2 separate regions of the Mus musculus genome follow, and region 1 is linked to region 2. Evidence: chromatin loops called from intact Hi-C (ENCODE). Cell type or tissue: heart. All regions are shown on one strand. Links, peaks and the distances in the headings refer to the core of each region. The heading gives the core; the rest is flanking DNA.

Region 1 (15,226 bases), core at 3,235-11,234, 91 kb after region 2:
GGGGTGGGGAGGGGAGGGAGGGGAGAGAGAGAGAGAGAGAGAGAGAGAGAGAGAGAGAGAGACTGAGACTAAAAGTAAGAAATAGAACAGTAACAAAGCAGAGCCAAAGAAACTGATTAACACCCCACCCTCAGCACTGCCATTCACAGTGATTTGAAGGAGCTAGGAAAGGGAATAAGGAAACTCTGTCTGAGACTTTTTTGCCTCAGGGAAGAGCAACAGGTAGGCTCAGCTCCACTTCTTGGTGTGTTGTTCATTCAAATTGTTTGGAGTTGTAGATCTTTTAAATCTTGACTGTGTTACTAAGTTTATTGTATATACAAAAACAAACAAAACAACAACAACAACAAAACAAAAACCTGCACTGACTAGAGAGGCTACAGTTTAGATTATGTATACAAATTAAGCCACAACAGGCCTAATAAAAACAAATACCAAAATGCCGAGTGCCAAGGCAGAGGCACTGCATGGCCTACCATAATTCAAATGCAAAAAGATGCCATTTGGTTCTTACCTCTCTCCTCAGGCTTCTGAGGAAGCGCACACCCAGGCTGCTCCCGTGCTTCCCTGCGAGGGGCTGGCTCGCCAACCAGCACCGTTGGTCTGCTTCTTTGGGCTGAGTCCTAGAGATAAGTACAGATAATTAGGAAACCGGTTTACAAAAAAAACCACTTCAATGTCAGAAAAGAGAACAAAGAAACCTTTCAAGAGGCTAAGAAGAGGCAGAACGGAGAGCCTCCTTACACTTCAGCCTCACCGGGGATGGCAAGGGTGAGGCGAGGCCCACACTGACCAGCAGTGAGCAGTGCCCCGCCCGCTGCTGTGCTCATGTCCGCCTATGTGACCTGGGGGCTCACTTCTTACTTTCCTGCAAATGGGCACCTGCACCCCTTACCTTCTGCTCTCCTGCTTTTCCACGGTCCAGCTGCAAATCTTCCAGTATTCCCACCAGTTCCTCCCCAGTCTCTGGGTGGTGCTCGAGCACCTGGACCTGCAGATCTCTTGGCAGGATGGTCAGGAACTGCTCCAGTACCAGCAGCTCCAGGATCTGCTCCTTGCTGTGGGTCTCAGGCCGCAGCCACTGTCTGCAGAGCTCCCTGAGCCGGCGTAAAACCTCTCGAGGTCCAGTGCTTTCCTCATAGCGCAGCTGCCTGAACTGTTTGCACAATGGCTCCTGCCCAACGCCTTTTCTGTCCCCTTGAACTTTGAATCCCTGTTCCCAAGCACAGTAGTTTTAACAGTGGCTTAAAGCACAGACTTGGATCTACAACTATGTCTCCTTAGCTACCTTAAACTTTAAAGTCAGATTTCTACTCAACTCTGCACATATATCCTAATCATTCAAGAACTGTCTCTCTGACAACTGGCGAACAAAGCTTGATAGTCCCTAATTTCCCTAGCCTTGCTAGTAGCCCCACTCCTCTTTTCTTTTGAGACAGGCTCTTACTATGTGGCTGTAACTGGCCTGGAACTTGGTACCAAATATACCAAGCTGGCCTCACAGAGATCTACCTGTTACTGAGTGCTGGGATTAAAGTCCTATACCACTACACACAGCTTCTAGTTCCCTTTTAAGGCTAATGTCACCAAGATAAGAATAAGTTATTTTCATGACCCCAAGAACTCTGCAGACAGATCACCCATAATGGGATCCACTGGCCAGCACTGGCTGCCTCAGCAGTAATGACTTTGCTGGAGGGATCAGGACTTTACAGAACCAGCACGAAATACTGACTGACCAGTCTGTCCAAGACAGACTGACAAGGACTGCTATTTGCTCCCCTTCACCTCGGCTCTTGTCCTTTCCCCCATTTAATTCTGAGTCAGGGCACTGTTTTCCTGTTTCTTCCCAACATGGACTTGCTAAATAACTGATTCTTATCTTGCTTCACTACCAATCGTCTCTCTCATTGGACTGAGCGACAAGTCGCTAAATTTAGTCTGTTAGGACCCCCCCAGGCCAGACCTCTGACACCATGAACAACAGTGGTTCTCTCATTACCTGAAGCTCCTCCTTCAGATTCAGGGGAGCCAAAGAGTATGCACGCTTGCTAGGGTGGATCTGGGAAGAGGTATGTGTGGGAACAGAATATGATCAGAACATGTTGTTGAAAACTCTCAAAGAAGTTAAAAAGAAAAAAAAAGGAAAGATGATGAACACGCACTCACCAAGGCCAGTGCCATCCCTTGCTTCAGGCACTCTGTTTTGGAGACTTTTCTCTTGACTGTATCCTGAGAGACACTCCTAAAAACACAAGTCACAGAAACAGCCGTGCTAGTAATAACAACAGCAACAAGTCATCTTTCCTGAGGGTTGTTTCCTTCTAGTCATTTGTGTTCTCCAAAGTAGCTACTCTTAAGAATATATAAGCAAAATGAGAAAACTTTCATAGGTTGCCACCTAAACTAGAAATTGGAATAGATTTGAAAAACTGCCATTTAAAACTCTCAAATGATTCAGGTGAGAGGCACACACGAATGCTAAAAGCACGGGGTGAGAAGAGGGGAGAACAGAGCATTCTCAGTGCTAACCAGCTGCTGTGTAGCAATAAAAAGAAGATAAAGGTACCTGGCAGCTGCAAATGTACCCAAAAGACCAAGTGTAGCAGCATCAACAACAAGGCCCCATTACCTATGGAACACTTTTAATAAATATTATTTATCATGAATTTCCTGAGGAAACTTTCTGAGAAATCCAGAACTCAGACAATCTATGACAGGCATGAATCCAATTTCCCCAAAGCAAAAAAGCAGATGTATGCTAGGAGGTTATTGTTCTAGATTAAGGAGACACAGCTAAGTGAACCACTTGAAATCCAATGCTTGCATTAAAAACAAAACAGCAAAGATTTAAAGCAGATGGGGTCCTTCAGGTCTGCATCACAACATTCCAGAGGCCGAGCCAGGAAGCTTATAACCTAATCATTACATTTAAAAGCCATTACTAGTATTTGTTTGTTTGTGATGTGGTTTTGCTGTGTTGCTCAACGAGGCCTCATATGTCTGAGCTGAAACAACCCTCCCATTCGTACCTCTCAAGTAGCAAGGATGTGAGAGGCTCAGAGTAGCATGACCTATTAATAGAGGCTTGAGAAAGTCCAAGGATGTGATGTTTGTTGGTCAGAAAATATCAGGTTAGTACTGTGATGGTTAGTTTATAAGTCACTTCTGACACCTGGGTGAAAATATTTGGTTAAAATGAGTTTAGATTTAATATTTAAGTTAACAGACTGTAGACAAGAGTAAAACAGTCTATCCTTCACAATGTAGTAGGCCTTGCCAGATCAACAGAAGGTTGGAGAACAAAAGGACGCATCCTCTCACAAATGAGTGAGACTTCCTCTGTAGCACCTTCAAGTCAGACACTAAGGTTTTGGGTTTCCCTTCAACTCAGAACTGAGAATTCAGTTCTCCTGGATCCTAAGTCTTTGCCTTCAGACTTAAAGTAAACACCCTGCTTCTGTGGCACACAGGGTTTCGACTTGCACTATAATGCCATTATCTGTTGTTTTGTTTTTAGCTTGCTAAATCTCCCCAAGATCTTAGGACTTGATAATCATGAGACAATCCTTGTAATAAATCATTGGCATTTTTCCTATTCTTCTTAAAATTAGCATTTATTAACTATGTACAACAATGGATTTCATGACACGTCACACACATATATTTTGATCAGTTGCCCCCCCATGATCCTTTTCCCAAACAATCTTCTTTCAACTGTCATGTTCGCATTTTAATAAATCTCTTTAGACATCTGTTGACCAAAATCAATAAAAGAAAAAAATTGATCCTATTTCTTTAAATATACCTAATAAAGGGGCTGAGGGGATGGCTCTGTGGCTAAGAAAATAGCCTGCTCTTTCAGAGAATCCCAGTGAGGCTCCCTGAAGCCCTGCTGGGCAGCTCACAACACCAGTAACTGCAGCACCAGGAGATCTGAGGACCGTCCTGGCTTCCAAGGACAACTGTACTCAAGTGCACGTACTTGGGCATACATAAATAATTTAAAAAACAAATCTCTTTTTAAAGGCCGTAAGAACTCTGATACAGGCCTATCACATAAATTAGTGGCGACTCAGTTCTACAATGTGATTAGATATATATACATATACACCGTGGTGGTTTAACCTGTCTTTGGAAGGAACTCCAGTGACCCTGCCATTTAAGGCAGAAGACTGAGCATTCTCTTCCCTTTCTTTTATACTGTATGTATATAATTAATCAAGTTCTCTTCAAAAATGTGCATGGATGTTTTGCCTGCACATATATCTGTGCATCACATGTGTGCCTGAAGAGAGCCAGAAGAGGGTGTAGATCTCTTGAATTTGGAGTTTCCAGTGGGTGTTGGGATTTGAATCTGAGTCTTCTAGAAGACCCGAAAGTGCTCTTAACTGCGGAGCCATCTCTCCAGCAACCTTGAGTTCTTCTGATTCTACGGCTTCATATCCCTCATGTCCACCCTTGTATTTTCTTGATGGCATGCTCTCTTACTCAGACGTCTCTTACTTCAACTCAGTGGTTCTCAATCTGTGGGTCGTGACCCCCTTGGCAAAGCTCTGTCTCCAAAAATATTTATATTACAATTCATAACAGCAGCAAAATTACAGGTATAGAATAGCAGTGAAAATAATTTTGTGGTTGGACCTCACAACACGAGGACCTGTATTAAAGGGGCGCCGCAGCATTAGGAAGGCTGAGAACCACTGCTTTAAATGCTGGTCTTCCCGACACGGACTACTTGCCACACTGCACCTGAGATCTTCCTACGGGGGAAATGAAGCATGTTGCACACAATGAGTTGCCATCACCATCAAGATCAAGTTTAACATTTAATATGGTCTAAATTTTCCTTATGCTTTAATGACCAAACTTACCACTGTTGTTTGTTCTTGGTTCCTTATATATCCCACTCTTACAGGGAAAACCCTTTAACCTTTTTCTTATTGATTAGTCACAGCTCATGTCACAGTCAACAAGCCAACAGAGCTGCTCCACCTGTGCGTCCCTTGCTTAGTCAATCTCCACAGACACCACACTAAGAACGACCTCACACTACAGACGAAACTTGAAGAGTTGAAGAATTTATGATTTTACACAGGTTTCCAAGCTGATCTTCAGGGGTTTGTTTTTTTTTTTTTTGGTTTTGCCCCCCCCCCCTCCAGACCCCTTCCCCCATACACACACAGGGTTTCTCTGTGTAGCTCTGTTTGTCCGACAATTTGCCCTGTAGATCAGGTTGGCCTTGAACTCAGAGATCTGACTGCTTCTGCCTTCCAAACCTGGGATTAAAGACGTGAACCACCAACGGTGGACTGAACTTACCTTTGGTCCTTTTTTAAATCTACAGACCCCCGAATTATGAATTTATTTTTTCCTTCTCTCTCTTGTGTGTGTACATCTGATCCAGAAGCAAAAGCTGTGGGATCCACCTGGCCACAACTACAACAGTCAGTCTTCACTTCCTGCCAGATTTCCTGCCAGTTTTCCTTTTCCCCAAGGCTCTCACTCCCTAGCCCACAATGGGCAATTCTCCCAAGTGCTAGGATTATAGAAATTAGTCACTATGCTCAGATGCAGGTTTTTAATTGCACCCAACTTTGGTTTGCAACCCATTCTTGATTTCATTTCTGCTCATCCTCTAATCTATGCACATTATGGGTGTCCAATTACAAGACCTGTCTGAGTATGTCCTTCTATCACCCAAGACCAAGTTCCTCACACAACCAAATGGCCACTTTGTTCACTTACTTATCCTCTGTGGCAATCTTATTCACTGCGCTCGAAATACCCTGGTGCCCTCGTTAATCCCTAAATAAGACAGACAAGCTCCAGCTTTAGGGCCTCTGTATTCGCTGTTCTCTCACGTATGCCTTTTAAAGCCGCCTCTGTCTACCCATCTATTTCGGATTATCTACTCAAATATTCTATTTACTTACAGTGGTAACTACTTAAACATGCAGAAGCCATGTGTGGCAGCTCCAGCTTATGAGCTCAGAGCTCGGAGATAGAAGGATAAACAGGAGTTCAAATTAAGAGTATACGCCGCCAAATGATGAGGCCAACACGGGCTTCACGAAACGCTCTTAAAACCAAACAACAACAAACAAAAAAAGGGGGAAAAATCCCTCACAACAAAATAAAGCAACAGAACCCAGGAGTGCTGGCAATCTCAGCCATCAGAAAGCTGAAGTAGGAGATACGCTGGAGCTTGCAGTCAGCTTGAGCTGCGCAACAGCAGGAAACCGCCTCACCAACTACGTCCTGAGCTCCCTCCCTCTCCCATGCCCCGCAGCTTCCGTCACGCACCAGCTTCTGGTCCTCCCAGCTCCGAGGTGTGGAGAGTTTCTGTGTATCAACCAGACCCTCCGCTCGAGAGTCCCAAGTTTGCGGGTTCTCTCTCCGCTGGAACCCGATCACCGTACGTCCCCCTCGCCCTGGTCGCAGGGTCAGTCACACGTCTCTCAAAATCTGCGTTCCAGCCCAGTAGTTTCCGGCTCCGCTCTAGGACGATGGGAGGACCAGGACTCAACTCGGTGGTGTCCTGACTGGGTCTAAGTTGAAAGATTTCATTTACATAAATCAGACCATTTCGTTTGACTGTTTTCACACAGAGATGTCATCTCTATCACTAGAATAACAAAGCTCGGGCTGTAATCACAGCCACCAGCAAACAGACACAGCAATTGAATCTTTAGGTTGGGCTTTAGGCAAAAGCTGGCATGATCATGTAGGTTGGATTCTAGAGAACCAAAGTTAATTATTAGTGCTCAAGTTTATTCTTCATTCCCCACCCTTTTGCCACCAAGTTCCAAAGACTCCTATCTGTGCCTTCTTTATTTGGTTGCCTGAGTGTAGGGTTTAGAATTTAGAATTCAATGATATTTGAAGAGAAGTGGGGTAAAGATATGCCGATTTTCTTTCTAAAGTTTCTATGTTATTGTTGTTGTTGCTGCTGCTGCTGCTGAAAAAAAAAGTGGAAAAAAAAAAGTGAAGTTCACTTTGTTATTTTAAGCTTATCTTGTTTGACTTCGAACGAAGGCACTCAACAGAGCTTAGTCTGGTTAATGTATAGTGGTGTCAGTTATATGCTTTGCAGTCTGCTAAGCCAATGGTGTGTAAAGCTAACTCAGAACAAACATGTCAGAACAAACACAGCTTTAAGATGTTTTGTGTGCAGATTAACTCAGAGCAAACAAATCATCTGTTTAAGTCCTTCCTATAGTGTCTAACACAAAGTCCCCTACCACCCTTCCCTCCCCTATAATCCCCCTTGTTAGCCATTTACTTTGATAAATAGGCCACAGTTTGAGGTTCACCTCCAATCATTTGAGTGAGAACTCACATTAGGACTCCATCCTTTCCATGTTGACTGAAAAGACTTTTGCAAGCCCCAAATTCCCATGGTAGGAGCAGATGTCAAATCCCCTTTTAAAGGTTCCAAACCCATAACTATTTCTGGGTCCATTCAAAATTTCATAAAGGGGCTTAGCCATAGAGTCAAAAATTGGGACCAAATTCTACAGTAGCCTGTCATACCCAGGAATATGTTAAATTGCCTGAGAATTGCAAATTTTTGTTCCCCGTTTGTCTAACTGTTAGTCACTGCTTTCCAAGCAGACTCTTCTTTCCAGGCTAGAGGAGGAAACCCAGTAATTCCTCAGCCCGCTGACAGATTTGGGCCCTGCAGGCTAACAGTCCTGGTAAATGGTTTAAAGTCTCCTAGTTCCCAGTTACCTGCAAGTCTTTGACATCCTACTGCAACATGTCACCTTTCAATAGTTGGGCTTTTAAATCTTAACCCAGAGAGATGGTCCAGATGTTAAGAGCCCTTGCTGCTCTTCTAGAGAACCCAGTTCACAGCGGTTAGGCTCTCGGCTTATAATATCCTACAACTCCAGCTATAGGGCATCCAGGGGTTCTTCTGACCTTGTGCAGCAGCAGCAGCAACAACAACAACAACACACACACACACGTACACACACACACTTTAGAAAGAAAATTGGCACATCTTGGTCCTTCTTCTCTCCAAAGATAATTGAATTCTACATTCTAAGCCCCATCCTCAGGCCATCCAATCCTGCAAAGTCCTAGCATCTGTATAATTTAGAGTTGTAAACTGTTAAGTCTGATTCCAGCCATTCAAAGATGGAAAGGATCCTCCAATACTAGTAATAAAAACCGGAGGAATTCCAGGGAATGTGATTCGTCAGACTGTACTGGCTGAGAAGAGCAGAGTATACAACTAGCAAAATATCAAGATTTGCCTGCAGGTCTTATATAAATGCACGTATGAGACTGGGGCTTCTATATTAGTAGTATTATTGGCAATACATGAGTATATTACCGATAAGTCCTATTTCAGAAAATAACTCATAGAATTATTCAGATACAACTCATAGAATTGTTTCAAGAATTTGCATGGTCTTTATTAGATTTTTGTTGTACTGTCAGAACTATGTGCGGTCCTAGATTTGGGACCCTATTCTAAGGCCGTTGAGGATACAGCTCCAATATCTTTCTAGTTGTTGCTGCCCACGCAGATTTGAGTTTCAGTTGCTTTTGAGTCTGGTGGCTAGAGAAAGGGTCCTGGTACCCTGTTTCCTCCTCTGGCTTTACCTTCTCAAGCCTGGTGAAGAAGATAGGCAGGGTCTGAATGCCTGCCCAGTTAGGTAAAATGTAACAGAAATGGAGCTTAGGAATCAGCTTTCCTTTGTAGGATCATCCCAGTAAGATGGCCCTGTGTCTTTCTAACTCAGGATATCAAAGGTAGAAAGAGGAGTGTAGGCCAAGTAATACCCCAGTGGCTGTTCATCTTGTCCTACACCTAGAGGGAGATTTTTAAATTTTTACTTTATTTAATGTGTGTTTTCTACAAGTGTTTCTTTATGTGTGTGTGCACATGTGAGCCACAGCATGCATATGGAGGTCAGAGGACAACTTCCAGAGTCTTTTACCTCTTTCCACTATTTGAAGATTTGACTTGGAATCAGTGTGGAGATGTTGCACCTTGATACTAAGGTTGTAGTCTACCATGTTCAAACAGCTTTCCTGAGCTTGGTGAGAAATGGAGGGCTCCTTTTCTTGGGGTGGTGATGGTGGAAGGGCTGGCTTCTCTTCTCTGTCTGATCTGGGGAGCCCGACCAGCAATCTTCTACCCAAGGAATGCCACATATTCCTTGGGAAAATTCCAGGTTCAACTTCTTCCCTCCAGATAAGAACCTGCTCAGCAAGCGCCTGGTATTCCTGGAATGCTTCTCTGTGCAAAGGAGGCATCCACAGGGTTAGCTTTCTGTCTAAGCTCCACCCCCACAGTTACCTGGCAACAGCTGCGTAGGCACCACCCCACAGTTACTTGGCGATAGTCAGATAGGCCTGACTATAGAAGGGGCTGCTTGCCCCCTCCTCTCTTTCCTGATCTTTTGTTCTCTTCCTCTCTTGGGCTCTTCCCTTTTTGCTCTCTGTCCCCTCATCCTTCCCCCATCCCTTCCCAATTCCCTTCCCTCTTTTCTCTCCACTTGCTCATGGCGGGCCTCTACTTCTCTCTCGCTCTGTCTCTGTCTCTCTCTCTGTCTCTCCTTTTCTCTGCCTCTACTACCCTCTTAACTAACCTCCCCATGCCCTACATAAACTCTATACTATACCGTCATCATGTGGCTGGTCCTTCAGGGGGAAGGGATGCTTGCCTTGGCATGGCCCTGCTGCGGTTACTCTCTTCCCCTATAACTCACTACACACCCATAGAACTTATTCCCTCTCTCCTTACCTTTTTATAAACACATCACCCAGAACTTTAAGCCTCACTCTAAGAACCTCTCATCACTCTCCAAGGTTCATGAATGTAGCCCTTGATTGACACCACATAAGGTGTATGTACACAAGCTGTTTCACTGAATCACTGAATATCATATAAGATCATATAAGAGAGCTGTTTCATTGAATATCATTTAATAGAGCCGTAACACTAAAATCCTCAAGAAGGCCTTCAACTCTGCTCCCCTGTACTCCCTGCTGGACTAGGATCCTGCAGACCCCACCTTTTCTTTTATCTTTCCAGCTCAGTGTGCAATAACACCCTGAGGGAGGAAGCTGAACTCAGAACCACAGGAAAAAATTCTCAAAAAAGCTAAAAATCTCCCAGGTACTAACCCATACTGCCAATCACACCACCAGACTATAGTAATGTTTTCTGTTCTTCTCTCTACTTCTATAACACAGTCACATTTTAGTCACCTCTCTCTCTCTCTCTCTCTCTCTCTCTCTCTCTCTCTCTCTCTCTCTCTCTCTTTCTGTGTGTGTGTGTGTGTGTGTGTGTGTATGCGTGTGTGCATATTGTGAAAAGAGGTCAGCCTCAGATGTTGTTCCTCAGGAGCTGTTCACCTTGTTCACCTCGAACTCAGTCTGTAATTGTTTCTAGGGATCTGCCTCCTTAGTGCAGGGATTCAAAAGTACACCACCATGTCTGCTTTATGCCACTGTTAGGGTTGAATTTAGGTCTGCATGCTTAGGCAGCAAGTAGTTCAACTGAACTGTTTTCTCTAGCCCCCATTTCTCTGAATTTTGAAAAACTATTTTAGTAAACCAGTATGTATTTCTGATCAAAAGAGGAAGTAGTAAATAAGAGTTGGGGGATACTTCCAGAATAAAGCAAAAATGAATATATTGTCAACCCAAACTTAATGGTAAAGTATTAAAAGCAAGCAGCTTCATAAAAATCTAGCTGAAAACCACCAACCAAAGAGTATACATAGTGGGACTCATGGTTCCAGCTACATATTCAGTAGAGGATGGCCTAGTCGGTTATCAATGGGAGTAGAGATCCTTGGTCTTGTGAAGGCTCAAAGCCCTAGTGTAGGGGAATGCCTTGGCCGGGAAGTGGGAGTGGGTAGGTTGGTGAACTGGGAAAGGGGGGAGGGGATAAAGAGAGGGGGTTTCCAGAGGGAGACCAGGAAAGGGGATAACATTTGAAATGTAAGAAAAGAAAATATCTAATAAAAGAAAAAGAAAAAAAATCTAGCTGAAATTGTTAGACTATGCAGGGGATTGTATTTTGTTCTCCAAAGACTCACATTTTGAACGCTTTATATCCAGCCTGCATTGCTGTTGGTTTGTGTTAAAACATTCTTTTTTTTCATATTATTTTTTTATTAGATACGTTCTTCATTTACATTTTAAATGCTATCCCCTTTCCTAGTTTCCTCCCCCCAAAACCCCTATATCCTCCCCCCCCACACCCTGTTCCCTAACCCACCCACTCCTGCTTCCTGGCCCTGGCATTCCCCTGTACTGGAGCATATAATTTTTGCAAGACCATGGGCCTCTCCTCTCATTGATGGCCGACCAGGCCATCCTCTGCTACATATGCAACTAGAGACACAAGCTCTGGTGGGTACTGGTTAGTTCATATTCTTCCTATAGGGTTGCAGACCCCTTTAGCTCCTTGGATACTTTTTCTAGCTCCTCCATTGGGGGCCCTGTGTTCCATCCTATAGATGACTGTGAGCATCCACTTCTGTATTTGCCAGGCACTGGCATAGCCTCACAAGAGACAGCTGTATCAGGATCCTTTCAGCAAAATCTTGTTGGCATATGCAATAGTGTCTGCGTTTGGTGGTTGTTTATGAGAAGGATTCCCGGGTGGAGCAGTCTCTGGATGGTCCTTCCTTCCATCTCAGCTCCAAACTTTGTCTCTCTAACTCCTTCCATGGGTATTTTTTGTTCCCTGTTCAAAGAAAGAATGAACTATCCAAACTTTGGTCATCCTTCTTCTTGAGTTTCATGTGTTTTGCAAGTTGTATCTTGGGTATTCTAAGTTTCTGGGCTAATGACCAATTATATAGTCAATTTTGGAAAGGGTACCATGAGGTGCTGAGAAGGTATATCCTTTTGCTTTAGGATAAAATGTTCTGTGGATATCTGTTAAATCCATTTGTTTCATAACTTCTTTTAGTTTCAGTGTGTCTTTGGTTTCTGTCCATTGAGAGAGTGGGTGTTGAAGTATCCCACTATTATTGTGTGAGGTGCAATGTGTGCTTTGAGCTTTACTAAAGTTTCTTTAATGAATGTGGCTGCCCTTGTATTTGTAGCATAGATATTCAGAATTGAGAGTTCATCTTTGTAGATTTTACCTTTGAAGAATATGAAGTGCCCCTCCTTTTCTTTTTTGATAACTTTGGGTTGGAAGTCAATTTTATTTGATATTAGAATGGCTACTCCAGCTTGTTTCTTCGGACCATTTGCTTGGAAAATTGTTTTCCAGCCTTTCACCCTGAGGTAGTTTTTAGGTTTGTTGGAAGATTACTTTCTTGCTTTATCTAGGGCATAATTTCTGTCCTTGTGTTGGAGTTTTCCCTTTATTATCCTGTGAAGGGCTGGATTCGTGGAAAGATAGTGTGTGAATTTGGATTTATCATGGAATACTTTGGTTTCTCCATCTTTCATAATTAAGAGTTTTGCTGGGTATGGCATTTGTGTTCTTTTAGGGTCTGTATAACATCTGTCCAGGATCTTCTGGCTTTCATAGTCTCTGGTGAGAAGTCTGGTGTAATTCTGATAGGTCTGCCTTTATATGTTACTTGACCTTTTTCTCTTATTGCTTTTAATATTCTATCCTTATTTAGTGCATTTATTGTTCTGATTATTATGTGTCAGGAGGAATTTCTTTTCTGGTTCAGTCTATTTGGAGTTCTGTAGGCTTCTTATATGTTCATGGGCATCTCTTTCTTTAGGTTTGGGAAGTTTTCTTCTATAATTTTGTTGAAGATATTTACTGGTCCTTTAAGTTGAAAATCTTCATTCTCATCTATTCCTATTATCCATAGGTTTTGTCTTCTCATTGTGTCCTGGATTTCCTGGATGTTTTGAGTTAGGATTTTTTTGCATTTTCTTTGATTGTTGTGTCCATGTTTTCTATGGAATCCTCTGCACCTGAGATTCTCTCTTCTATCTCTTGTATTCTGTTGCTGATGCTCGCATCTATGGTTCCTGATTTCTTTCCTAGGGTTTCTATCTCCAGAGTTCTCTCCCTTTGGCTTTTCTTTATTGTTTCTACTTTCATTTTTAGATCATGGATGGTTTTGTTCAATTCCATCACCTATTTGGTTGTGTTTTCCTGTAATTCTTTAAGGGATTTTTGTGTTTCCTCTTTAAGAACTTCTACCTGTTTAGCAGTGTTTTCCTGTAATTCTTTAAGGGATTTTTTTTAATGCTTCCTCTTTAAGGACTTCTACCTGTTTAGCAGTGTTATCCTGTATTTCTTTAAGTGAGTTATTAATGCCCTTCTTAAAATCCTCTACCAGCATCATGAGATATGATTTTATATCTGAATCTTGCTTTTAGCGTGTGTTGGGGTATGCAGGACTTGCTGTGGTGGGAGTACTAGGTTCTGTTGATGCTGAGTGGTCTTGGTTTTTGTTAGTAAGATTCTTATGTTTGCCTTTTACCATCTGGTAATCTCTGGTGTTATATGTTCTGTCTCTGGCTAGAGCTTGTTCCTCCTGTGATTCTGTTAGCCTCTGTCAGCACTCCTGGGTATCCAACGCTCTCTTGAGTCCCAGTGGTCAGATCACTCTCTGCAGGCAAGTGCACAGAGGTCTGGAGCTCAGCTCTGCCTCCTGGCTGATGATGAAGGCCCAAAGGGACCCTGTGCAAGAAGCTCTGTTGCTTCTGTGCACCCCCCACCCCCACCCCCGTGTGCTCCTGCACGGACTGGTCTCTGAGAGACCTGGGATACTATGTTAAAACTTTCATGCAGGGCCTAATGGAAGAAACCCAGGTCACCAAGGGCTTGCCTGTTCTTGAGGAAATACTAGGACATCAGCTTGTTTTTACTTCATAGTAGCCATGAAATAAAAACAAGCTGATGTCCTAGTATTTCCTCAAGAGCAGGCAAGCCCTTGCCTGTCACAGCCAAAAGTCTCTGAAAGTAAGCCTGAATGCAGCTTTCCTACTGTAAGGTGTCTTCTGCATTTTGTCACAGCCATGCAAATCTAACTAAAGACAGAGAATTGGTGCTGAGGTGTAGGTTGCTGTGACTGTTCTGTGATGGTGGGGGCCAGCAGCCTTTGGAACTTCTTTTTGGAGGGAGAGGAGCAGGGATAAGTTTGGAAAAGCGGGCTGTCTTTCAATGTCTCCTGCCACAGGCCTAAGATAAGAATTTTGCCAAATCCAGACCAGCAAGGTGGCTCAGGGGATAAAGGCACTTGTTGCCCAGCCTGATAGAACTGAATTTAATACCTGAAATGCACTTTTGGAAGGAAAATCAAAACACAAAATAAAAACTAATATGCACATAGAAAATAAATAAAGAAATGTAAAAAAAACATAAAAGGAGGTTTGCCAAATCTTTTTTTTTTTTTTTCCAGAAGTTGTGCCCCTTTGCTTTCAAGTGTGTACTACCAGGTCCAATTCTTACCAAGCTGTTAATAGTTAAGGATCAGAAATACCTTTCTTTGTGACACAAATACTTAAGAATATATATTTTTGTGTGTTTTTCTGAATGTATGTGTGCACCATGTTTGTGTCTGGTGCCTGAGGGACAGAAGATGTTATTGGATCTCCATAACTGGGAGGACAGGCAGCTGTGAGCATCCATGTGAGTGTTGGGAACTAACTCCAGACCCTCTGAAAGAACAGATAGGATCCTTAATCACAGAGCCATGTCTACAGCACAATGCTAGAGATAAGGAAGAAAGAAAGAAAGAAAGAAAGAAAGAAAGAAAGAAAGAAAGAAAGAAAGAAAGAGAAAGAAAGAAAGAAAGAAAAGGAAGGAAGAAAGAAAGAAAAGGAAGGAAGGAAGTTAGGTGGTGGTGGCACATGCTTTTAGTGCCTACACTTAGGAGGCAGAGGGAGATAGATCTCTAAGTTCAAGTTCAGCCTGTTCTATAGAGTGAGTTCCAGGATAGCCAGGGACACACAGAGAAACCTCTGCCTTAAAAAATGCCCAAACCAAACACACACAAACAGATACACACATATATCACAAAATTACTTATTTTAGGACCCTCTTATGTGAGATTTTCATATTTTATGAAGTACTGTGTTTTTGTAAACTCATACATAATGGTCAATAAGAAAATTATGCTGAAAAATGAACAACTATAAGTTAATTAGCAACACCAATTAACTTTCTCCACACCGATTAAACTCTGTTTAATTCTGGAGAGTTGATCAACTTCCTGTATCAGTGGATGTTGTGTCCAGCCAGTAGATCACAGGCCTGGATTCTAGC
Region 2 (15,226 bases), core at 3,258-11,257:
TCTCTCTCTCTTTCTCTTTCTCTCTCTCTCCCCTAAGGAGCTGCAGGGCTCTTGAGAGAGTACCACCTATGAGTGGTGACAAGGCAATGCATGTTCTGGAGGATTTGGAAAGAAGAAATGGATGAACCAGGACAACGAGAGGGAAGTGGAAGAATGAGTTTGCTTTTGTCATGATTTGGATATGCAGTGCCCCCTCTGAAAAGCTCAGACGGGCACTAAATCCCAAGCTGGTGGCTATTTAGAGAGGTTCTGGAAACTATAGGTGGCGGTGCCCTCAGAGGTACTACAACAGTAGAGGTTGGGTTCTTCTTATTTATATCTATATTTATTTATTTATGCCAAAAACAAGCCTCCTTGTTTTGGGGGGAAGTCCTTCAGATAGCGCCATGCATGGCCAATGACAATATTTATAGCCCAGACTCATGGATCTGAGTAGCTTCTCTCATCAAAAACAGAGATACCCAAGAAGGAAAAACACCCTCCCATGATTTTTTGCTGATTTTAGCTGCAATTAGACAATGCATAGGATCATCTAAAATGGGACAGACTGATAGGAACACAGCTCCTAAGCCCCCTCAGTCAGATGAACCCAAAGATCAAGGTCCTAAAAAAAAAAAAAAAAAAAAAAAAAACTCCATTTCAGATCCCACAGCCCTTACCCAACTAATAATGGAAGTAAAATCCATCTTCCCACCCCTGCCCCTTACCCCTCCGAGGTTGGGTTTTATTTGGTGAATCTTGACCCTGGCTGTCAAGCTCTCTGCTTCCTTTCAACTATCAGGAAACTTTTCACCCATATACTCAAAGTATTCCTGTGCTTGAGGTAAGCACTTGAAGCCTGTAGCCATGGACCGAATCCCCTGAAACTGAGCTAAGCGAGTATTCCTTTAGGTTGCTTATGCCAGGCGTATGTCACAACTGACAGTATGAGAGAAGGAGGGTGTTTCTGCCTGCCTGGATCTGTTATAGACGCTTACTCTATCTGCCTTTGTTTGTTTGTTTGTTTGTTTGTTTGTTTGTTTAAATATATGTAGTTTTATGTACATGGATGTCTTCACTGCATGTATGTGTGAGCACCACATGTGGGCCTGGTGCCTGTGGAGGTCAGGAGAGGGCACTGAAATCCCTGGACCTGGAGTCAAAATTGTTGCAAGCCATTGTGCAGATGCTGGAGATAAAAACCAGGTTCTCTACAAGAGCAACAAGTGCTCTAAACCAGAGTGCTCTCTCCAGCCTTGACTTTGGTTTTTCTTTACCACATCTGTGTTCCCTTTTTTTCACAGTGGCCGTGGGAAGGCCTCCTTGCAATCTTCTCTCCGGTATTAGATTCCTAATTATCCTTTCCATCAGGTCTCAAGCGCAGTTGGGAACCGGAAGAGTCTATAAAGGAGACACCAACTCCAAGAATGCCTCATAAGTCTTCCTGTGGCCAGTTCCAAATCATGAAAAACCAGCAGCAGGGTAACTTGAAAGAAGAATGGCATGTTCAGGAGACTGGTGGAGTTAACATTTCACCAGGAGCTAGTCTTATTCCCTGAATGCTAATTTACATATTCACTTAGTGACTAATAGATACCAGGCATAACATTCAGTACTGAGGAAGCAACTCAGGAAGTTTTCAGGGAGTGGCAGGTAGTTAAACAAGCAGATCTAATACAGAGTATCTTCTCCCAGAAACACTGGTCCCTTCCCTTTTAGAAAAATAACGCTGGTTTTTCTCACTTGTTATTTCAGTGTTGAGAACAGGACTTGGAGTGAAGATTAAACCTCAAAGAAGGAGATTTCTAAAGAAGTGAAATCTCTTGTAGAAATATCTGGAATTCGAAATGGTGATGCTACTCAGGCCCCTGGATGTGGAGACACTTGTGACCATGAGGGCAGACTGGAGAAGCAGCAGTGAAGTTCAGCAGTGAAAAGAGCCTAAATCTGTGCTGAATGTGGAAACGGCTTCACTTAGCATTGCATTCTCGTTGAGCACCAGAGAACACACACAGGCAGGCAGCATGTGGAAGGACCTTCAGCCAGTGGTCAGACCTGCTCCAGTGCCAAAGACTCTACACTGTGGAGAAACATTACCAATCCACAGAATGTAGTAGAATCTGCCCCAAAGGTTAAAGCCGAAAGTGGGAATAGATACAATGAAGACAGAGATAATAAACCTTTTCAATCTGTTTCAATGACCTACCAAACATGGAGGAATTTTATGTTATCATGAGGATCTCACTCTGGACCCTTTGGGGCTCTCCATCCTTGGATTTCCATTGAAATAGTTCAAACAAGACAAACACAATAGTGTAGCAGGTAGACAAGTTTACTGTAGAATAGAGTGGTGTGGACATTTCTGGTATCTTTGGAGACTCAGTTATATCTTGTGATGTTTTTCTGGAAATTATTTTATGAGATGATGTTTTTGTTGAAGCAGACAGGTGGGAGGATGTTTTGCTGAGAACAGGCATGTTGTGTTTTTCTGGATGATGCCTGGAAAGGGGACTTGTGATATTCTGCTACATCTGTCGTTTGAGAGAACACATGATATTTGGAAAGGATACAAATATAACCCAACGGACAGTGAATGGGGTGGCATTGGTTCACCTTGCCATTCTGCTCCTCTTCATTGGGTTTTGTTGATGCTGATCTTCTCTGGCAACGCTGTTGCCTTGCCTTCTTTGCTGACTTCACTGAGAAATGCACTAAAGAACTTGTGAAATTCCAGCGACAAGAATCGCTTCTTTGAAGACTCCAATGATTGGCAGAGTCTCCAGTTTTTTTAATGGATTGAACTGACATAGTTGATTGATGAATGGTGTTTGTGCATGGATCAAGCTACCATTGCTGACACATGAACTGCTGATATCCTGACATTGAAGATTGGAATTGCCCCAAAGAACCATTTTTAAACAGGTCCATGTTGGGTATTGGGCTATACACAGACAGTCTGGTCTCCAGTCGAGCTGAGATGTTGAACCCCAGGACCTGGTGTTGATAATTCACCTACATGGGATGGGAGGAGTTCTCTCATGTCTCCTGGAACCCTGGCTCCTGTCGAAGTTACTGCTCCCTCAGCCGCCACAAGAGAAGCATGGTTGGTAGTCATGTAGGCAGTGTCCCAAGCTTCTGACCTTCAGGCTAAACAACTCCCCAGTTACCTAACAACAGCACACCATAAGAGGGGCTGTTTGGCCCCTCCTCACTCTCTTGCTCTCTTGCTCTTACTCCCCTTAGTCTCCTCTTTCCTCTCTCTTCCTCTCTCTCCCTCTTACTCTCTAGCCTTTCTTCTCTCTCTCTTGACCATGACCGGTCTCTCTCTCTCTCTTTTACCTTCTCTCCTTTTTTCCCTGACTCTCTACAATAAAGCTCTAAAACCATAGACTCTCTCTGTTCATCAAGGCCTGCTGCGCATACTCTTGCCTGCGTGGAAGCCTAAGTCCTCTCTCCCATAACCCCGGGGCTACAGGGTGTCGCCCTGGGGACCGGGGGCCCTGGTCAGGGGCTGCCCCTTGTCCACCCCCCGTCGAGTGGGGTCAGTGGCTTAGATGCCCACCTGGGGCAGAGTGGAAAGCATCTGGCAGCCCTCCCTTGTCCGTCTGCCCAGAGCATAGGAGGCCGGGTGCAGGCTATCCTCCCTCCCACTCTTTCCCCTATGCCCCCTTTTAGTTTCCACAGGTCCACATTTTATTTTGCCTATTAACCTTTCCTCTCCACTGCCTCTGGAGCTAGAAGGGAGGTTAAAGGGTTTAGGAATACTTATTAAAATAGGTTTTGAAAAATCTAAGCCTATCATAGAGGATAACACCGTCATAAGAGGTGAGAGTGGGCAATGCTAAGGAGACCACTGTGTTAACCTACACAGTAGGAAAGCTATTTATAAAGTCTCTAGAGCTGACACCCCTTTCTCTGAGGCATGTTTTCCCATTCAGGTAAATGACAGACTCATTTGGACCAAGTCTTTTTTTTTTTTTCAATAAACAGGTCTATTTGTACTTTATTTTTTAAAATATTTTTTATTACATATTTCCTCAATTACATTTCCAATGCTATCCCAAAAGTCCCCCATACCCTCCCCCCCCCCACTTCCCTACCCACCCATTCCCATTTTTTTGGCCCTGGCGTTCCCCTGTACTGAGGCATATACAGTTTGCGTGTCCAATGGGCCTCTCTTTCCAGTGATGGCCGACTAGGCCATCTTTTGATACATATGCAGCTAGAGTCAAGAGCTCTGAGGTACTGGTTAGTTCATAATGTTGTTCCACCTATAGGGTTGCAGATCCCTTTAGCTCCTTGGGTACTTTCTCTAGCTCCTCCATTGGGAGCCCTGTGATCCATCCAATAGCTGACTGTGAGCATCCACTTCTGTGTTTGCTAGGCCCCGGCATAGTCTCACAAGAGACAGCTACATCTGGGTCCTTTCGATAAAATCTTGCTAGTATACGCAATGGTGTCAGCATTTGGAAGCTGATTATGGGGTGGATCCCTGGATATGGCAGTCTCTAGATGGTCCATCCTTTCGTCTCAGCTCCAAACTTTGTCTCTGTAACTCCTTCCATGGGTGTTTTGTTCCCAATTCTAAGGAGGGGCATAGTGCTGGACCAAGTCTTATGAAGGGACAAAGTTGTATCTTTCTTCTTTACCAGAAAACCTCTGGCTAGTTATCTGATAAAGCTTACATAGTCATTTATTAACAATGCTATATTCATAGCTGAGGAAATGTGACTTAAATATTATTCTTTTGACCAGTAACCAGAGTCTTGCTGTTTCAGTTCTTGATTATGAGGGCAAAGGGGGGGGGCATCTATTCCTAATACCATCTAGGCCTGCTAATATCTACCTTGTGTGAATTGATGTTCCTAAGGGAAAAAAAGCAGCCACATTTGTGTTAGATCTACAAGACTTGATTGAATGATTAGAACTTAGGCAGTTGTGGAGAGTTTTTTTGTTTGTTTGTTTGTTTGGGTTTTTTTTTTTTTTTTTTTTTGGTTTTTTTTCGAGACAGGGTTTCTCTGTATAGTCCTGGCTATCCTGGAACTCACTCTATAGACCAGGCTGGCCTCGAACTCAGAAATCTGCCTGCCTCTGCCTCCCAAGTGCTGGGATTAAAGGCATGTGCCACCACCGCCCGGCAGTTGTGGAGAGTTTTAAAGTTGTAGGTCCAGAGACAAATTGTCTTTTGTTACATATAGCTCTTTACAACCATTCATTGCCCACCCATGTGTCTGCCTTAATGTCCTTCTGCTTTTTAGGTAAATCCCTTTGAAATGTACTAACAGATCACTTGGTTTCACCAATCAAAAGGCTAAGAATTTTCCAGATAGCTATAACCCACCTGTACTGGCTGGCTTTGTGTGCCAACTTGACACAAGCTGGAGTTATCACAGAGAAAGGAGTTTCTGTTGAGAAAATGCCTCCATGAGATCCAGCTGTAAGGCATTTTCTCAATTAGTGATCAAGGGGGAAGGACCCCTTGTGGGTGATGCCATCCCTGGGCTGGTAGTTTTGGGTTCTATAAGAGAGCAGGCTGAGCAAGCCAGGGGAAGCAAGCCAGTAAGAAACATCCTTCCGTGGCCTCTGCATCAGCTCCTGCTTCCTGACCTGCTTGAGTTCTAGTCCTGACTTCCTTTAGTGATGAACAGCAGTGTGGAAAAGTAAGCTGAATAAACCCTTTCCTCCCCAGCTGGCTTCTTGGTCATGGTGTTTGTGCAGGAATAGAAACCCAGACTAAGACACCACCTAACTTACATTTCCACTAATTGTTTTTTTAAAGTTGTCTTGATTTACTACTTTCTTTTGTTCTGGTTATGTAAATCAATGTCCTAAGCCACACTCTACATGTATTTTGCTCGATAATAAATTACTACTATCTTTGAGAGCTTGTGCTTGGTTTTCTGGTTACCCTCGACATGTACATTAGCTAAGAACAGGGTGAGATTTTTGTTGTTGTTGTTTTGTTTTCACTTCCAGAACACAGAATGTTCTGGTGCATGATAAGAGCATTAACCACTATTCTTTTTCAGGGATTTTTCTTTGGACTCTCCTTTTAAATTAAAACAAACAAACAAACAAACATTTTTTTTTAATTCTAGAAAAATGGTTGTGTTTATTGGGATACCATAGTTGCAAACATATTTAATTAGTACTGACTGCTTTGTTGAGTTTTTCTACCCAAGAAAGCTTATTGCCTCCTATTTATGTTCATATTTGGCTTTTAAAGTGTTTTAAAGTTAGCCCCAAGTAAATGTGGCACATCTCTTGAGCTCTGAGTATTTTTGCTGTTGCTTTTGTAGCTGTGGTCTTTTCATTCACACTCGTACTTATGAAGGCTGATTTTAGTGTTCATAATATCCTGTTAACTTACTAAATTATCCTTTTAATACATTTTTTCCCATTGACCAGAAGAATGTCTCTTTGAGACATCACTAATCTCAGTGATACTGAAACACAAACGCGAAACCGGATAAGGACCGGCATGCTCACTATGATTAGACAGAAAATCCCAACTTCTTTTGCCAGAGTAAGGACAAACCACTGAGTGGAACTCCGTGGCTCCCTAGAGTGGCTCTGGGAGCAACAGGGCTCCACCGCTTCCGGCCTTTGTGGGAGTCCGCGATGACTTCCGGTTCCTGGGAGGGCTGGATTCCCTTCCCTGCGCAGGAGCGACGCGGTGAGCGAGCTCGTGCTCCAGGCGGGGGGAGGGTGCTCCCTGCTACCTAGACTCTCGGCCTTAGAAAGATGCTTGGAACCGGGGGAAAGGCCACCCGGGCTGCGCTGCGGCTGCCTATGGGTCCCCCTGGGGCGCGGAGCTGGCCCGGACCTAGGCACGCTGCAGAACTTTAAGTTAGAGTCACAGAACTGGAGGGGCAGGAGAAAAGCAGAGCACCCTCCCCAACTTCTAACCTTTATGAGTGGTTAAGTTCCAACTAAAGCCAGTTGGGAGACTGTACTATGTATATGTGATTTGTGCCAGGTACGCAGAAAAAAAAATCAAAAGCAGCAAGGCAGGCGTACCCTACTCTTGTACTCTTTCCGTTATTTTTGGTGGTACTGTTAGTTGAACTTCCCACCCGCCAGGCAGCGGTTGCCCTTCCCCAACGCTATCTGCTAATTCCAAAATTTTTTGTTTATTTCAGTTAGTTGTTGTTCACTTTAGGAGTAAGTGGAGGTAAGTTTCTTCCCAAGCTTTACTCCCTGAAGTCCTGAAACAATTTGACATCTTTTTCACTTTTGTCTATTTTTGTGAAAGTCCACGTACAATCCAGTCAATACAGTAGATTAACCGGAGGGCAGCTTTTCAACTCTCCCACTTAACTCTTAGAATAGGCGGTATTTGCTTATTGTAGTTCGTGTTAGTAACGATGACTTATCCCTTAGGTCCACTGGGTAAGAAGATTTACCAAGGAGTTATTACTTGAAAGATTGATACATCTTTTATCTAGCTACGATGACATCTACTAGTGATACCAAGGTCTGTAAGAACCAGGGTGGACTTTTGGAAATAAAAATGGAGGAAGAATGTAAGTATACCACCAGACAAGATAGGAACCTACAAAAGAACACTTATAACAGAGACGTCTTCCGAAAATACTTCAGACAGTTTTGCTACCAGGAAACTTCTGGACCCCGGGAGGCTCTGAGCCGGCTGCGCGAGCTCTGCAGACAGTGGCTGCGGCCGGACTTGAACAGCAAGGAGCAGATCCTGGAGCTGCTGGTGCTGGAGCAGTTCCTGACCATCCTGCCAGGGGAGCTGCAGGCCTGGGTGCAGGAGCAGAATCCGGAGAGTGTGGAGGAGGTGGTGACTGTGCTGGAGGATTTAGAGAGAGAGCTTGATGAACTAGGATACCGGGTAAGAAAAAGGGGGGAGGGGTCCTCTTTCCTAAGCGCGACTGAATTTGTAGGCCAAAGTGAAGTATACCACTATTTTACAAAGCATATTGACATTTAGTTGGATCCAAAGGGGACTTTAAGTGTCATGGGAATTTGGAGTTGAACTTGTACGTTGTACATCCTAGCCTTGGGCTTGTAATCTTCCTGTCTCATATCCTTGGTGCTGAGATTACAGGTATGTACGTCCACTCCTGTCTGGTCTTAGTTTAATTATTCCTTTTCATCAGTGGGGTTGTTTTATTTCTGTGCTAAGCTACAAAGTTCTATCTGATGCTTAGTTCAGACACACAAGGCATATACTACGAGCGAAGATACTAGAAGAAGAGGAAGAAGAAGAAGGTATTAGATGGTGGTAATAGGGTGCGAAACAGCCTCTTGTAAAGACTATTATGTAATATAAACAAGTAATTGAGAAATGGGTGTTGAGCTGGGTAGGAGCACATGCCTGTCAACTAGCACTCAGATGATGGAAGCACATAGATTGGGGTTTGAGAACAATATGGGCTATACTGCAAGTCCCTGTCCAAAAAATAACAAGATTGGGGATATGTTTCAGTGCTAGAGGACTTGCTTAGTATGTGCAAGGTCCTGTGTTTAATCCACGGTGCTATGTGTTTAATCCAGTGATAGCTATGTACACAGTTATGGAGCTGTTAATACTCCCAAGTAGAAACACTGGTGGAGGATACCAGCTGTTAATCCCTCTTTGTCCAGATCTGTTGGTGGACAGCAAGACTTCAGTGGTGTGAATTTGATGGATTCTTCACCAGTGCTAGGGTGGGACTTGCCACCTGGTGTCTTAAGAAACCTCTCACTTGTGCTATAAGCAAGCTCAAGGAACTCTTGGTTGGCCAAGCTAGACTTAGCTGGGATCTTTATTTGGTTGGTCAGTGCCCTATCTGGAGTGAAAAGAAGCTTTCTCACATCTCTCCAGGAAAAACATATATCCACTGCCCTGATTTCTGTAGTAAACAGTTAAAAGATGGAGGTGGAGGTCACTATCCTGAATGAGTGAGATATGGGAGCAGAATGGAGAGTTAGATGGGAGGGTCCGTGTGGGGGATACATGCTTGAGGGATAGAAAGCCCATTTGTGTTGGAAACGAGAACTTTTGAGTAGGAAAGTTGAGATACAGTTTATGACATTGACCATAAACCCCTCAGTTTGAATTTTCTTCTAGTACAAAAGCTCTAAATCTTTTCTCTATAGTCTAAATAAGCTATAAAAAATTACATAAAAGAGGCAGAAAAAAGAATCATTTATAACCCTTTTTATCTTTGTCTTAACTGTGACAAGGCTGGTTTTCAACCAGTGGTAATTCCGAGCCAAAGAGGACGTTTGTCAGTTTCTTAGAGAAATTTGGTTGTTATAATTGATGAGCACAGGATGATTCTACACATGTTACAACACACAAGCCAGCTTCAGACACCAATCAATGCATTTGCCATGAGCATGTGAGAAGAGCTAAACTTAGGACATCACAGTACAAAGAGGATGAACCTGTGAAATAAAAGAAGTGCAACCTGGCATCCAGGTATAAAATAAAAGGGAGAGAGAAAAGGAGCCAAAAAGTTTAAAATAGTCAATGAATTCACAGTTACATGTAAGAGAACTGATAATATCATTCTTGACAGAGTTAAGGGCTGTAGGTGGCCATTCTGCAGGGGCTTTTTTTGAATGCACCAGTGAACATCATATACAAGCTACTCCGTAGATTCTAGTCTACTGAGAAGAGATAGAGGAAAAAAGATGTCAGATGTTGATATCAAAAGCACAGAGAAAGGGGTAGTAAAGTACTGAGGGTCACACCATTCAACAGACAGGTCATATCACAGGCCTTAAGTGTTACCAGGATGTACAGGGTAGAGGGAAATTTGTAGAGAAGATGAAAGAATTAAAGAACTTATATATAGACTTAGAGACCATTATAGAGATATTAGATTTTGGCAAATGGAAAGTCAGTGTCTAGCTTTGAGCAGAAAAGAAATATAAAGTAAATTTTAAAATAATCACTCTAGTTGTTATATTGGGTAAATTCTACATGGTGGTGAGGAGACCTGTAGGTCAAAAGTTGAGTTAATGGAAATCATTTTAGGAAGTTGTACCTATTAACTAGAGATGCAGTCAGTTGTAAATCGCCCAGTGTGGATGCTGGAGACCCTGTATTCTAGAAGAGCAGCAAATGTTCTTACCTACTGTTCTTCAGCTCCTTCCTCTAGAATTCCTTTTTCCTCCTCTCTGCTTTCTTTCCATCTTTCCCTTCACCTCTTTTCCATCTCCAATTTTTGAGCACTAGGCAAAGATGTGAAAATAACAGGAGAGCAACAAAATATAGCAGTATCAGGGAAAAGAAGGTTCCCTGGATTGAGTGACATTTTCAAATGACCTTGAAAAATGAGTGCGATCGAGACATGCTGATTGCTGTGAAAAAAGCCATCCGGGCTTGAGCAGGCAGGAGCCTGTGTGAACACTGTACTCTTTCTTGTTTGCTGCTCTTAGAGTGCTTCTCCCATTTCCCCCAGGCCTCAGTCCAAACTGAAGAACAGGTAACGTTTCAGGAGGTGAAGCCTTTGGCAACAGAGCAGAAACCCAGCGTGTCCCTTCAGTTTGTCAAAGCCAAGCCTGGGTGTGAACTTGCAGGCCGTGAAGCCCAGGAGGAGCAAGGTAAAGAAGGGGAAACAGGCTGATAGGACCCCAGGGCTTGTTGGGTGCTTCCTGCTGTTTCTCGTTAAAAGTGAGAGGGCTGCCCAGAAATCTGATGCTCACGTGTTGACATGCATGTGTTGTGGTTTGTCACCCTTTAGTCATCTACCCTCACCCCACCCCCCTTCTTTCTTTAAACCCAGAACCTCATGCATGCTAGAAAAGCACTGTATCTCTCTAAGGTGCATCCGCAGCCCCCTTTTCTTCTTACAAAATTAGCAGTTTTCTAAATTCTGGCTTTATTTTGTTTAGGTTTACTTAGTTTCATTCTTCTGATAGTTATAATCCCTTATTCTGACCTCTCTGCTACTTGTAGACTTTGATCTAATAAACAGTATTTTTGTCTTCCACTTGGACAGAAATAGTTCTTTTAGTAAATAAGTTTTTGTTACATGATGTCTGCAGCTTCCTAGTAGTCTGAGAAAAAAGAAATATTTACCTGACTGAAGGACAGTACAATGAACATGGTACTGGTAATGGTCAAGGTGGTGACCAGGTGGGGACTCACTGTCTTCCTCATTTCTTCTAACTCTGATTTTTAATTTTTTAATAGGTAGACTGTTCTATGGTTTAAAAGAAGGATTTATAAAAGTTATCCAGTGAAGAATTTCTGTGCCATTTAATTCATCTATTTTCCCCACTCCCAACTCTGAAGTATATTGTCACTTTTTAAATTTTTTCATGTGTCCTTCTAGAGATTTTTTTTTAAGTAAACATTTTCTTTTCCTTCACACTAAGATGGTGGACTTGTGTCCCTTCTATTTCTTAACAGCTGCTTAGCATTAAAAAGTATAGACAAGGGGCTGGCGAGATGGCTCTGTGGTTAAGAGCACTGACTGCTCTTCCAGAGGTCCTCAATTCAACTCCCAGCAACCACATGGTGGCTCACAACCATCTGTAATGGGATCTGATGCCCTCTTCTGGTGTGTCTGAGGAGAGTGGCAGTGTGCTCATATAAATCAATCAATCAATCAATCAATCTTTAGGAAAAAGAATAGACAAAAGGACAAGGAAGGTTAGGCAGCTGCTCCTGATGACATTTATCTTTGTTGTGTTCTCATAACAAATAGTGCTGCAATAACTAACAGTATAAATTCCTACCTGTACTTGCCGAAAGTTGTGTACTGTATAATGTTAATAGTTATTGTGAAATTGCTTTCCATTAACGATTTGGATAAATTCACACCAGCAATTTGAGATATCCATTTTGTGAGTACAGTGTAGTACCAAACTAATTAGGTAAATACAGTGAGTGAAAAATTATACCTTATGCTGGCAAGATGGCTCAGCATGTTAAAGTACGTGCTTTACAAAGCCAGCAACCTGAATTTATCTCCAGAATCCACAGTAGGAGAAAATAAACTTCTAAAAGTTGTCCTCTGATTTCCAACCATGTGCCATGACATGTGCACACTCAAACAGAATAATAAAAGAATTTAAAAATTATATGTGCTATTTAGCTCATTTTTGCCTGATAATGGAGTAGTGTCTCTCTTGTGATAAGCATTGCGTGTTTCCTTTCTTGGAAATCACATAGTTCCCCTCTGCCCAGTTTTCTCTTGCTTTATTATCTCTTTATTCATTTTGGGGGTGCATTATATATTTATTTCATCTTGTATCCTAGTGTAGTTTTGTAGTTTGTAGTAGAAACTCTGAGATCTTATGTAATTTTCATTTGAATACTTTTATGTTACTGATATCATAAGCTTCCATTTACTCCCTGGGGAGTGGGTAACCTGCAGGCTGCTTTTTGTAGTTTCAGGTGTTGAGACTGGCAATGAGCCCAGGAATGTCACTCTAAAGCAAGGCCTCTGGGAAGGGACGGAAGCAGAACAGAATCCTGCTAGCAGATTAGCAAAGGATGCACTTGAGTGTGAAGAAGCTCACAACCCTGGAGAAGAGTCTTCTGGTATTTCCCATGAAGACAGCCAGCCTCTGCGTAATGAAAATGGTGTAAATTCTCCTGCGAACTCAGAGTACGCTAAACACCAGAGCATCTGTCCAGGGAGAAAAGTGCATGGGTGTGATGAGTGTGGAAAGAGTTTTACTCAGCACTCGCGCCTCATAGAGCACAAGAGAGTCCACACTGGAGACAGGCCCTACAAATGTGAAGTATGTGGGAAAACTTTCCGATGGAGGACTGTTCTTATTCGACACAAGGTGGTCCACACTGGAGAGAAACCGTATAAATGTAATGAATGTGGCAGGGCTTTTGGCCAGTGGTCAGCACTTAACCAACATCAGAGACTTCACTCGGGAGAAAAGCACTACCACTGTAACGAATGTGGCAAAGCCTTTTGCCAGAAAGCAGGCCTCTTTCACCATCTCAAGAGCCATAGAAGAAACAGACCTTATCAATGTCTTCAGTGTAATAAAAGTTTTAATCGCCGTTCTACACTTTCTCAGCATCAAGGAGTTCACACTGGAGCAAAACCCTACGAATGCAACGATTGTGGGAAAGCTTTTGTTTATAACTCATCTCTTGCTACCCATCAGGAAACCCATCACAAGGAGAAACCCTTCACTCAAAGTGGTCCTATTCAGCAGCAGAGGAACCACACCAAGGAGAAGCCCTACAAATGCAGTGTATGTGGAAAAGCATTTATTCAAAAAATAAGTCTTATAGAACACGAACAAATTCATACCGGAGAGAGACCGTATAAATGTGCTGAGGGCGGGAAGGCCTTTATTCAGATGTCAGAACTCACAGAACATTAGGGAACCCACACTGGGAAGGCCCTACAAGTGTGATGAATGTGGCAAGACCTTCAGACAGGAGTCAGAGCTTGCTGAGCACTAGAGAATTCATTATAGAAGTGGTCCCTAAAAGTGTAATGGGCGTGGGGAATTGTTCACGTAGAACTCAGCTCTTACTCATCATCAGACTAGTCACAAAAGAGCAAGTACTCTGTGTGATGACTACAGGGAAGCTACCTCACGGTGTCGGCTGATGAAGAGTATTGTATTTGTAATGCTTTGTGGTGACATTTCAGCCTTTGCTGTTACGAGACCATAAATATTTGATGAGCTCCCTCTGTATACTGTCCTTTGTGTGTGGCTGTGGAGGAAGTCTAACTCCAGATTTCTTAGAACATTTACAACTAAGCCAGAGATGTGGAAGTCTACCATAGTTAAAGAGAAGGGCAGTGGAATTGATGCTCAGCGTGCTTTAGAATTAAAGTAGTAGAAAATATTTTTGAAGGACCAACTCCTTGTACACCTGCTCAGGAAAGATTTCTGAAATTATTTTTATTGAAAATAAGTGTTTGGTGGGTAGATCTGGAAGAGAAAAGGGAGAACACTTTTGGTGAAATAGGTGAGCAGAAGCAAGAGTGCAGGTAGTTTGGAAGCCAGCCTACTAGAGAGTTGTTTTAAGTGTTGAGCTGATGGGCATTAAATGGAAATAGCTTGAGGACAGAGTAGGAGGATGGTCTAGGAATGCTAGCCAATCAATGCTTGTGGTGCACTGACAGAGCACTCTTCTCCTTTGTCTCTAAAATATCTCTAAGTATACATGTATTGTAGAAGCGATATGGTCATTCATACTTGTTTATCACAGCATATCTCAAGATGCTGAAGCAGGAGGATTAGGAGTTCAAGGCCTGCCTGAGCTACATGAAACCTAAAGAAAAAGAAAGCAGGATGCAGGAGGCTGGAGAGATGGCTCAGCAGTTAAGAGCACTTGTTGCTCTTGTAGATAACCCGGGTTTGGTTTCTATCACCCACATGGTGATGGCTCAAAGCCATCTATAACTGGTTCTAGGGCATCTGATTCCTTCTTCTGATCTGTAGGCATGAGGGACAAGTGTGTATGTACATGCAGGCAAACCACTCCTACACATAAATAGTGCAGATGACAGCTGTTATACCACAGCGAGGAAGACCAGAAACCAAGTTCTTGTATCTGGCTTCCAATCCAGTCTGTGACATCCACTATACCCCAACATGGGCAAACATCAACATCACCTGTGGTGTCGTGTATTTAAAATGTCTGTGTGCACTGAATGAGGTCCTGGGTTCAATCTCAAAGCCTTGAAGGTTTACCTGGTCATGGAAGTATTGTAGTCCCAGCCTCTCAGAAGACTGAGACAGGATGTCTTGCCAGCCTTGATAAAACACAGTAAAAACCTGTCTCTGAGTAAGTGTTCCTGTCCCACTCAACATGCTCAGTATGTCTGAGGTGTCATTGTGACTCTTGATGAACAGGAACCACTACAGATTCCTAGAACATTTGTCCCCAGCTCCACAAGGTGAACACCATTAGGGCCAAACACTAGAATTTTGGTGTGGTCTTTCCGTTATTTCGCGTCTTAAGTATTTTATGGCTGGGGAAAGGGCTGGAGAGATGGCTCAGTGGTAGTTAAGACCACTGGTTGCTCATCCTGAAGATGTGAGTTCATTTCCCAGCACCCACGCGGCAGCTCAGACCTGTCCATAACTAGTTCCAGGGCTCTGATACCCTACACAGACATGTATCCAGGTAGAACGTCAACATAAAAATAAATTGTAAAAACAAAAAAAAAAACCCCACATATCTTAAGGTCTTTTTGTCCTAGTTCTGTTGATAACTGGGTTCTATATTCTTGAGATTCGGTGTAGCCTTTTGGTTTACATACTTTACTGAGTGCCTAAAAGATGTTGCTGCTCT

The links. Hi-C counts contacts between places; a loop is a spot of excess contacts. Peaks named below come from ENCODE experiments on the same cell type or tissue, not always from the same donor. Only the 100,000 strongest peaks of a DNase experiment are listed, where the experiment ranks them.
Region 1: a loop joins it to region 2, with 7 times the contacts of the local background. A loop is called at or near these places in 12 of 42 quality-filtered maps.

Annotation. Positions count from the first base shown.
Region 1 is chr13:21,447,272-21,462,497 of GRCm38, forward strand. Zscan26 (zinc finger and SCAN domain containing 26) reads right to left here and starts at 6,456. Exons shown (of 6, transcript NM_001347491.1): 1 at 6,307-6,456; 2 at 2,170-2,245; 3 at 2,003-2,062; 4 at 896-1,213; 5 at 515-623. The coding sequence starts at 2,184. In heart, for the core only: no CTCF peak of the experiment used is centred there; a DNase peak (open chromatin) is centred at 6,460; H3K4me3 peaks cover 1,784 bases; H3K27ac peaks cover 2,555 bases.
Region 2 is chr13:21,356,218-21,371,443 of GRCm38, forward strand. Zscan12 (zinc finger and SCAN domain containing 12) reads left to right here and starts at 6,603. Exons shown (of 4, transcript NM_016684.2): 1 at 6,603-6,655; 2 at 7,363-7,834; 3 at 10,398-10,539; 4 at 12,335-15,226. The coding sequence starts at 7,433. The coding sequence ends at 13,296. In heart, for the core only: CTCF peaks have their summits at 6,618 and 6,819; a DNase peak (open chromatin) is centred at 6,594; H3K4me3 peaks cover 2,044 bases; H3K27ac peaks cover 1,070 bases.